2 separate regions of the Mus musculus genome follow, and region 1 is linked to region 2. A link is a contact called in ENCODE Hi-C or POLR2A ChIA-PET data. All regions are on one chromosome and are shown on one strand. The core of a region is the stretch at or near the end of the contact, and the rest is flanking DNA. Distances in the headings are between cores, read along the strand shown.

Region 1 (5,295 bases), core at 2,035-4,534, 49 kb before region 2:
GGGCCTCTCACTCCTTTTATACTCTCTCTCATCCACGCACCGCAGGCCACGCCCCCTCATCAGTCACGAGGCTTCAGCTAATCAGGGCAGCAGGGGCAAATCTCCACCAAATTGGATTCACCTGTATCCTGGTACACCTGCGCAGCACTCAAGATGTTTGTGTCTTATATGAGGAAGTCAGGTGCAAGTCATATGACTTAGCTGCAGTCCCTGGCGCCTTTAGGACTGCCGCCACACCTGCTCCTAACACCAGAGGATTATCACCCTTACTGTACAGAAATGAGGCCCACAAGCTGAGTAGTTTGGGACGACGGCTGATACAGAGACCATGCTCTGAGCCTCAAGCTCCTCTCAGTGGTGTGAGAAGTATGGACACAAGGCAGCAAACGCTACAGAAACACAGTCCAGCTGAACACCCCACACCAAGAGTCCCCAAACCAAAATCTGCAGAAGGAGGAACCGGGATCTTTATAAACTGTTGTGCTCCCATGTCTGTCTGTCTGTCTCCTCCTAGCCTCCACCTCATACAGCAATGTTCAATAGCTCTCTGCCTCTTTCCTCCAGCAAAGATGATTTCCTACATCAGACGGCCAGCTATCCTTGAGCCAGAGCTGCCCCCATCTGGACACACTGCTGTTCCCAAACCCCACCCCTCCAATGCCTTCAGACCCAGCTCCGTATCACTGAATGCTCTTCTGGAACCCCTGCATCTTCCCAATCTTACAAAGAGGTTCTCTGGGGTCCCAACTGTGCCAGGTGCTGGACAATTACCAAGATGGATTGTGGGCTGAGAAGCTCAGTTTGACCACAGACATAGAAACGCAGCAGATGGTGTGCTGAGGGCCGGCTAGCCACCCAAGGAGGAAAAGCAGACCAAGATGACTCCTAAAAGTCACTTCTGAGTAAATGGGGAACAGTAACCCTACAGGGAGAGGGCGTGGGCAGTGGAAACACCAGGGAGGGACGCAGGCCTGACAAAACTAGCCTGATGCTGAGGAAGAAGGGCCAGCAGCAACATGAGGTCCCTGTAGTAAGTACCTGATGGGTGATAGCTGGGGAGACCGCTTCTTCCTTATTATCACCTCACCTTCTGCCACTGACTTTAGAGGGCCTTCCACAAGTCACCCTTACCCTATACTGGTGTTTTAGCCTCGTATCTGTTGGTCAAGTGAGGGAGGCCAAGGCACCCAGGTGGGTCTGTAAAATTTGTACCCAGCAGCACTGACCCAGGACTTTAACTGCCTATGAGGAGAGCAAAGGAATCCACCCTGTGTACTCCAATACACTGGATTTTATCCTCCACAGACAACAGGCATTCCTCCTCAGAGCTCCCTCAGGTGAGCGAGCTGCAGAGCCCCACTGTGTCTGCTGTCCCTCTCTCATGGCAGACTTGCTTCAGAAGCCCAGGCTGGGCCTCACAGCGACAGGCCTGGAGGACACTGCAGAGCTCAAGGTCCTCCTAACCACAGATCAATAGGACTGACAGGAAGAGACAGTCACCAGAAAGATACACTGAATTAAGGAGAGCCCGGCCAGAGGAGATGCTGCAGGATTTTGGATGGATGGACCAGGCAGCCCAGGGTAGGAAGTGTTCAGAGAAGAGAAACCTGACAGGCACAGAGCAAAGAGCTTGGTGCTGGTAAACAGCTAGGAAGCAGGGGGCGTGGAGACAGGTGGAATGGAATGGAGAAGGATATGGAGTCACTGGAAGACTGCAGGGGCCATCACAGCTATCTCATCGGAGGATGAGCTCAGACTAGGGGCCTGAGCAATATTATCACAGGTGTGAAAGCTTGTATATGCTTGGCCCAGGGAGTGGCGCTATTAGGAGGTCTAGCCTTGTTAGAGGAGTGTCACTGTGGGCGTGGGCTTTAAGACTCTCATCCTAGCTGCCTGGAAGCCAGTCTTCTATCTGCCTTTAGATGAAGATATAGAACTCTCTGCTCCTTCTGCACCATGCCTACCTAGATGCTGCCATGCTCCCACCATGATAATGGACTGAACCTCAGAACCTGTAAGCCAGCCCCAATTAAATGTTGTCCTTGTAACAGTTGCCTTGGTCACGGTGTCTGTTCACAGCAGTAAACCCCTAATCAAGACACAGGGTAAGTAGCAGTAAGATAGGAGGAAAGACCAGTCCTGTGTTTGCTGATGCCAGCATGTGTGTGAGTAAAGGTCCACTTAGCCAGGGGGAGGCCCAGTGACCCATGCTGACTCAATGGCTCTCAGCTTGCTCGTTCACTCTCCAAATAGCACCCCCTCTTTTAAAAACAGGTTGTCAGCAACCTCCTCATTTCCACAAACCACACCTCAAAGGGAGAAAATCTGGCTAAGAAGACCTGTGCTAACCCTGCTGATCATAGACTTTCCTGTCCCTGCCGGCAAGGTCTGAAAGAAGCTAAAATCAGGTCCCCTTGAGAAAAAGTCTCTGTACTTTTGTATTTGTGTTAAGAGATAAAAAGCAGCCATTTCCTATAGTCCCTCACCCTGTGAACATGTCAGAACCAACAATTACAAAGAGAACGTCCACAGCCTGCAGCCCTGAATGGAGCTCAGCTTAGTTGGAGAGAAGAGGACACAGTCCTTTCAACAAGGCCACGTACAAATATTCCATATCTTAACTCTGGTCAGTATGGTAGGCACGTGGCCTTCAAGTGAGGGTCCCTGACCCAAGAGGATTCCAGATGAGAAGGCTCCCAAGAAGCTACAAAGCCAGAAACGTCACTGTCATAAGGGCCCCACCTGCCATGCCCTGCCTGCCATGCCCAGGTCTCTGTCTGTCTGTCGAGACCCTGTTCTAGCACAAAGTAACCGGATGGCATCAACCGTTCTAGGTAGAAGGCAAAGTTTGGGGATTAGGACCCGAGATCCCACCCTCAAGTCACGATTGCGATAATCATCCCAGTTTGAGAAAGGGTGGCGCAATAAAGGTCCCCGATGCTGCCCAAAAGCTTACCAGACCAATTTTAAACAAAACAAAACAAAAGTACGAGGACAGTCCGCGCTCACCAGCTGAGGCGTCCAGAGGACGCTCAACGTCCGCGCCGTCCCCTGAGGCCCACCGGCCCCGAGTCCGGCCAGGACCACGTGAGGCCGCGCCCCGGCCTAGTTGCAAACCAACCCGTCCCGAGAGCCACAGGCGGCTGGCGACAGAAACGGGCGGCCCGGGACTCCCTGTGGCCGTCCCCTAGCTCACCTGAAAACCCGGCCGCGCTTTCCCAGGTTTCACGTGGAACCCTTGCCGGGTGCGGAAGCTCCTTGCCCGGACAAGCCCGGCTTCGGCTACCTGTCTATTGGTTCTCTGGGGCGTAGCGCCCGCCTAAGGACTCTTCTGATTGGTTGATCCTGCTCCTCCTCAGTAAGTGTGCCAACTGGAAGGGGTGGGGCTACCGAAGGAAGAGGGCGTGGCCTGCGCCGGGATAGGGCAGCGTTTAGGAGGTTAGCATAAAACCGAATGGAACGTCCGGTTTCTGACCCGACGCCTAGTGAACCGCAACCTTCAAAGACTTAAAGCCTCAAAGAGCACATCCCGATCTGCCTCGGGGAACTGCAGCCCCTCCAGGCTTGGGGTTGTGAGAAGTCCGTGAAATAATACAGTATTCGTTAAACTTGGGGGAAAAAAAATCAGGTTTGCTTCTTCTGCACTGCTTTTTCAATATTTATTTGATTTGGGTTTTTTGTTTGTTTATTTTTTGTTTTGTTTTTTGAGACAGGATCTCAAGCTGTCCTCTCATTTTCTTTTTTTTTTTTTTCTAGTGTCAAGTTCACATAATGTCCTCGCTTTTTCTGTGTTAGCTGTGAATGAGCCTCTTGCCTCTGCCACCCTAGTGCTGGGATCACGCGTTTTGCCACCACACTCATCTTAAGTATTCCTTTGTGATTTTTTTTTTTTAGGAATGGGAGAGTTGCTCAGCGGTAAAAAAGGTGCTTGCTCTCTCTGTAATCCTGACAATCTGAATTTGATCCCTGAACCTTCTTAGCCTAGGCAGCTCTGGGCGTGGTTGCACACACCTTTGATCCCAGCACTCCGGAGGCAGAGGCGGGTAGATCTCCGAGTTCCAGGACAGACTGGTGTACAGAGCAAGTTCCAAGATAGCCAAAGCTACGCAGAGGAGAGAGGTAGAGAGGGGGAGAGGGAGAGACAGAGGAAGAAGAAGACGGAGGGAGGGCAGGCGAGCCAGATGCAGTGGTATTTATCTGTGACCTCAGTAACTCCTACAGTTAGATGATATATGGAGACAGAAAAACTAACTGGAGCTCTCTGGCCAGCTAGGGTAGGCAGAAACGAGATACCCCAATCAACAAGAAACTCCCTGAGCCAGGCGGTGGTGGCCCACGCCTTTAATCCCAGCACATGGGAGGCAGAGGCAGGCAGATTCTGAATTCGAGGCCAGCCTGGTCTACAGAGTGAGTTCCAGGACAGCCAGGGCTACATAGAAAAACCCTGTCTCGAAAAACCAAAAAAAAAGAAAGAAAGAAAGAAAGAAAGAAAGTCCCTGAAGTTGTCCTTTAGCCTGCATATGTGTGTTCAGCCCCTGCCCCTCCATGCACACACACACTTACACACAAAACAGGTTTTTAAAAGTAAGTTTAAAAAGGGAAAGCCGGAGGAGCTCATGGGCCCCAGAAGCAAATCTACTATTTTGCTAAACTGACAGCATCAATCTGCCCTTAAAATCCGTATACTCAAACATTCTGCTGGTGCAGCCCCAGACCTCATTAGAGAAGTTTCTTTGTGCGGTGGGTAGCCCCTAACACAGACACTCACAACTGGTCAAGCTGCAAGTGAGCGGCTGTGGGATGTTCAGCCATGGCGGAGACATCTATAGCCCAGCCCTTCTCTCCAAGGCCCACGACCATCTTGGAAGTCTGAGCAGAAAGACTGTAAGAGCCAGAGGAAGAGGAGGAGAAGGAGGAAGGCTGGGGTCATGTCCATGTCTCAAGTCAGGACTCTTGACTTCGTAGCCGCCGGGGCTGCCTGTGCAGGATCAACACAGTCACCGTGTCATGAGCATGGAGCCTGGAGTGGCTCACAAGCCCTCCCCATCCCTGGCTACCGACAGTTGATGGCTGCTGGGGGAAGGAGAACCAGGCTTTCCTGGATGGATCAACAGGATGCAGCTGTAGATAGGATGACCATGCTGCGGTGGGTAGCTAGTTCTACATCCATGCAAACCCAGGCAGCACCAACTGGAATCAGCGAGTTGTAAAAGAACCCGAGGTTGGAAGGGAGAGGGTGGGCAGTAGATCTAGAACGGATGGGAATGGATACGTTTAAAATGCACTGAATGTTTA
Region 2 (4,998 bases), core at 2,021-4,520:
TCATCGTCTAGGAGGGAAGGTCAAGATGCAGATAGGTTAAGGAATTCACAGGTAGGAGGTTTGAAAGATGAGGTGAACTAGTCTCACTTCAAGCCCCACTCCTTTAAGATATCTTTGAAAGGAAGTGGGTCTAAAGGTCTAGCTCAGTTAGTAAAGTGCCTAGCCCTCTTGAGGCCCTGGCTTTGATTCCCAGCAACACATAAATGAGGCATGGTGGTGCATGTGTGAAATGCCATCACCAGGGAGGTACAGAAAGGAGGGATAGAAGTTCAAGGTCATTCTCCATTGAATTTAAAGCTTGAAGAATGGGCTTTTAGGGATAGTGTAGATGCCAAGGAAGGCCATTGAGGAAGAGAAGGCCTACTATCCATCTCTCTGTTGTCCTATTGTCCCTTGTGGTCAGGGGCAGCCGATCTTGGCTCTGTATCTAGATGGATGAACTGCCCTTCTTTCTACCCCCCACCCCAACCCCTCTGCCTGCTCTTCCTCCTCCTTTTGATGGCATCTAAAGCCTCCCACAGGCCTGGCAAGCACCTCACCCCTGAGCTACATCCCCAGGCCTATTTGTTTAGTTAATTTATCTTTACTTGCACATCAATTAATTTCAGAAATATTCATATTCACTAAATCATGAAACCAACCTGGGTGTGCAACAACAGAGGAATGGATAAAGAAAACATGGCACGTGTGAACTAGGAACTTTCTCCAGCTGTAAAGAAGAACTGAATTACTTTGTAGAAAAATTGATGTCGAATCCCATCCATGGAGCTGGAGATACCATAATACCATCAAATTCTTTTTGAGATACCTGCAGATTACAAAATTTACTATTTCAAAATTATTGGTTCAATGGTTTGTAGTATATTAAGAAGTGTGGCATTCACCATTACCTAATTTTAATACATTTTCATCAACCCCTGCCCCTGAAAAAAAAAAAAAAAACAAAAACAAAAAAAACGATCCAGATTAGCAACCACTGTATACCTCTCTAAGCATTCCAAGTCCCTTATCTGATTCCTATTTCTATAGATTTGTCCATTCTGGATATTTCAAATGATGGAGTCAAACAGTATGTGGCAAATCATATCAGGCTCCCTTCACCTGGTATAATGCTTTCAAGGTTCACCCATGTGTTTGCATGGACCAGTACTTGATTCTTTTTGGTTTGGTCTACAGAGTCTCATGCAACCAAGGCTTGCCCTAAACTTGCTACGTAGGTCAAGCTGGCCTCGAACTCTCAATCCCCCTGTATCTGTTGAACACAGCTTTAACTTTATACTCTAATAACTGTCCTTTGGAATACAACAACTATTTTTTTTTAAGGAAGTCATTGATACGTGCTTCCTTTTTGCTTTCCTCTAAGCTGTTGACTAACCCAAGGTTACAATAAATTATGTCTAAGATGTCTTCCCAGGGCTTAGCCTGACTTGTGGATTAGATCCATTTTGAGTTATTTTTGTTCCGCATGAGATAAGGGTGGAGTCCCTCTGAAGGTTGACCCTACCCTGCCCCTACCACAACCACACAGAAGGGAGAGTTTGCTTTCTAATCCTAAACAGCAGTTATTAAGGAACGCCTACCTTCAAACCCCAGGCCCAGAACTGAAGGAGCAGGCTTGAACTATTTCCAAGTTCAAAGCTTTTGCTAGTTTAAATTTATCCTTCTATCTGACCTCTCTACAACGAAGTCAGAACACTGTACACATTAGAGATGAAAAATACAAAAAGAAAAACCCAGACTCGGAGAAGCTGATGCGTGTCTTGAAGCCACATGGGGACCCACCTGTCCGAGTTGGGATCTGACCTGATGCCTTGAGTATTAGCACAGCCCTGTCCCATGTTTATTTTGCTTTGCTTTGGGGCAAGGTGTCATGTAGCCAAGGTCAACTTGCTGTGCAGCCAAGACAGGCCTTGAGCTACTGATTCCTCTGCCTCCCTTCCTAAATGCTGGGGTTATAATCTGTGGCCCCACCCCTACTGGCTCTTATTCTTGTATGAACTTGTGCAAGAGATGTATGTCCCCTTTGGGTCTCAGTTTCATCATGGGAAAGGAAGAGAGTTGTGGCTGGAAAGCTTTAGTAATATTTTATCAAGACTTCAAGTATTTAGGGCTAACAGGTTTAATACTTGGGATAACCTTAAGAGGCAGGTATAGTCATTTTCCAGAAAAAGGCATGAGGTTTCTAAAGCCAGCACCTAAGAATACTGAGCCTGGAAATGGTAGGACTGGGCCAGAAACCTATCATTCTCTTCATAGTCAGTCTATATCCCCAAGTCACCTTTCCCCTTTAGACCTTAATTTTCCTCTCTCCCTGGTCAAAGTCAACACATATCCCTTTCTCATGTGTTGGTCTGCAGAGATATTCATTCTCTGAGTCCTTTGGGTATGGAGAGGGTTGGGAGAGAGAGCAAGGCTCAACCTAGCCTCTAATTCTATATCCTATGTCTCAGAAGAGCTGGGGATATAGAATGGAGATGGCATGGGGGTCCAGAAGAGATAGACCACAATGGATTACTGATGGAATATTTACTGAGATTCTATAAGATGTCAAACCTTGTTATGGGGTGGGAGGTGGGGCTGGAACAGAAAATAAGACAAAAATCCCTGTTCTCAGTTTATAATCTACCAAAGGGAGGAGAGACACAACAAAGCAATACACATCAACAGAAACAGATATTTGACAGTGGTGGGTGAACAGTGGCGGTGGCTACCCAGAAGCCTTAAGAGAAGATATTTTGGGTTTGGTTTCCTGCCAAAGCATCAAAAATAAACCATACACCCAAATACAAACGCGCGCGCGCGCACACACACACACACACACACACACACACACACACACGCAAGCACAAAGGAGAGAAGCCACCGACTCACAGGGAAGAAATAGCTTGTAAGAAAAAAGAAAATTAAATGAAGTAACGTGTAGGTGAAAAGGCCAGTCAATGGTATTGGATTCATTTAGTACAGAAGCTTTTATTGTATCCCCACGTGCAACCACGAGCATGGAAAACGCAGTGACATGGTGCATGTATAATCCATCTTCCACCAGTATGCAAGAAGCAGGTGAAAACTTAACTCCTACTCATAGTAGTTATGAACGTGCCTTGGATCACTTGGTCCGGGGCTTATCCAGCCTCTATGGTCTCGATCTCTCCTCCGGACGCCAGGGTGCGCTGCGCCGCTCCTTAGCTGCATGGCGTCTCGATCTTCCGATCTTCCCTTCTCGCTGCGCAGCGCTTCCGGTAGCGGGCGGAAACCCGGGCTGGTGGCTGCCGACGCCGGGGTCCCGAGGCATGGTGGGGGCGGGGCCGGGGGAGGTGTGCGCGGAGCAGGCTAGGGCGACCCTTGCCCTGGCCCCATGAGCCAGGACTCGACAGGTGAGGACTTGCCCTTTGCGGCCCGCGAGAGCTCCGCGGCGGGCTCCTCCCCGCATGCTCGCCGGGTCTCAGGAGCTCCGGCCCCCGGCTTTGCCCGGGGAGGCCCCGCCCTGGGCTTTTCTTTCCGGGGGCGACCATGGGCATGTGTGTCTGCCTCTTGGCATCCTTTTCTTGTTTTGGAAGCAGTCGCCAAGAGTGTGGGGACATGTGCACTTGCTCCAACGAGGAATAAACCTTGCGTTCACACAATTAGTGACCCGCTTTAGCCAGGCTTTCGTTTCAGACCGCACCGCACCAAAGCGTCTACCATGTGCCAGCCCCAGGGCTGGAAGAGTATACCGCGGTGACCGAAGTAGACCTGGTTACTTCCATTAGAGAGGGTACAGTTCAACGAGGAGACTCAAACATTAAACACAACCATGCAAGCGACCGTGTAAATTAAAAAAAAAAAATGTGACAGATGACTAGAGAAAGAAACAAGAAAAAGATGAGTCCTTTAGGTGGGGTGGTCAGAAAGACTTCCCCAAAACTTGACACTACTAACGTTGCAACGAGAGAATTTATGGCGTGGACCGGAGAGAATGTCTTCCGGAAAATGAAAGTTCCCCTGTGGTTACCCACGTTAGCCAAGAAGATGGCTTGAGGTATGCCCACCGTTTAAGAAGGAAGCTTGCTACGTGTTAAGCACTGTGGTGGGCATACAACAGATAAGTGTATACTTGACCCAGAGAGATCACCATAAATATACACATTAGTAAAATACAGAGAGTTGCAATTGAGTGGCTAGTGTGTTGGAATCTATGTCTCACTAAGTGAAGGAAGGCCTTCAAAGACAGGATGATGAGGCTGATATTGGAGACAGTTCTCAAAGGTGAAGAATTTAGTGTCTACAAAAGACCAGATAGTAGAGTTCAGTGTGTGGTCTGTTGCAGTCACTCTGCTCTTTTCCTAGGGCTAAAGTGGCTCTAGGCAATATGCAAATGAGCGAGTGGCTTTCAGGGAAGGGTTCCTTCCAAAAAACAACCAGAGGTGGTAGTTTAGAGACCTGACTCCCTCTGGTCTGGCGGCTCTGCAAGCCTTTTAGATCTTTATCCAATGGATGTAGCTTGTATGAGGATAAGCTTGAAACAAAAGGATTGCAAAACAATACCCTGACTATGTGTTGTAAGGGTTTTGTTTGTTTTGTGGTCCTGGGGAATCTGTTATGCTGCTCTTTATGAAAGCCTTTGCCAGAACACTACTACCACCTCCAAGCTTTTGAGATAGATCTCTCTCTCTCTCTCTCTCTTTCTATTATTGATGTGCAAACCTTCTTTGTTGGCCATTTGTATTTGAATCTGGGTTTGTGGCTATTTGTCGAGTTCTAAGAGTTCATTAAATATGTTAAGTATTAACCCCTTACCAGATATTTGGACAGCAAATACTCTGTTCACCCTGTAGGTTTTCCTTTCCCCTTTCCCTGGGGTAGCAGGGTAGGAGGTGGGTAGGGGTTTTGAGACATGGCCTAACTGTGTATGTAGCTCTGACTGTCCAGGAACGCACTATGTAGAGTAGGCTGGCCTCAAACTCACAGAGATCCACGTGCCTGCGGTTGGTCCAGGCCTTATTAACTACCAAATGGTGT

Evidence for each region. Hi-C counts contacts between places; a loop is a spot of excess contacts on that map. ChIA-PET counts read pairs that join two places held with the same protein, here RNA polymerase II (POLR2A).
Region 1: a map of heart shows a loop between it and region 2 (3-fold over the local background). The contact joins the promoter of Aen here to the promoter of Det1 in region 2. A Hi-C loop is called at or near these places in 19 of 37 maps with a recorded cell type or tissue (T-helper 1 cell, T-helper 17 cell, adrenal gland and 6 more). POLR2A ChIA-PET finds 5 or more read pairs at or near these places in 4 of 5 experiments (Patski and embryonic stem cell).

The regions. Positions count from the first base shown.
Region 1 is chr7:78,893,916-78,899,210 of GRCm38, reverse strand. Aen (apoptosis enhancing nuclease) reads right to left here and starts at 3,284. Exons shown (of 4, transcript NM_026531.5): 1 at 3,197-3,284. It overlaps Gm39039 (a long non-coding RNA gene), which reads left to right and starts at 3,429. Exons shown (of 2, transcript XR_882236.1): 1 at 3,429-3,628; 2 at 4,849-5,295.
Region 2 is chr7:78,845,483-78,850,480 of GRCm38, reverse strand. It overlaps Det1 (de-etiolated homolog 1 (Arabidopsis)), which reads left to right and starts at 3,270. Exons shown (of 5, transcript NM_029585.3): 1 at 3,270-3,374.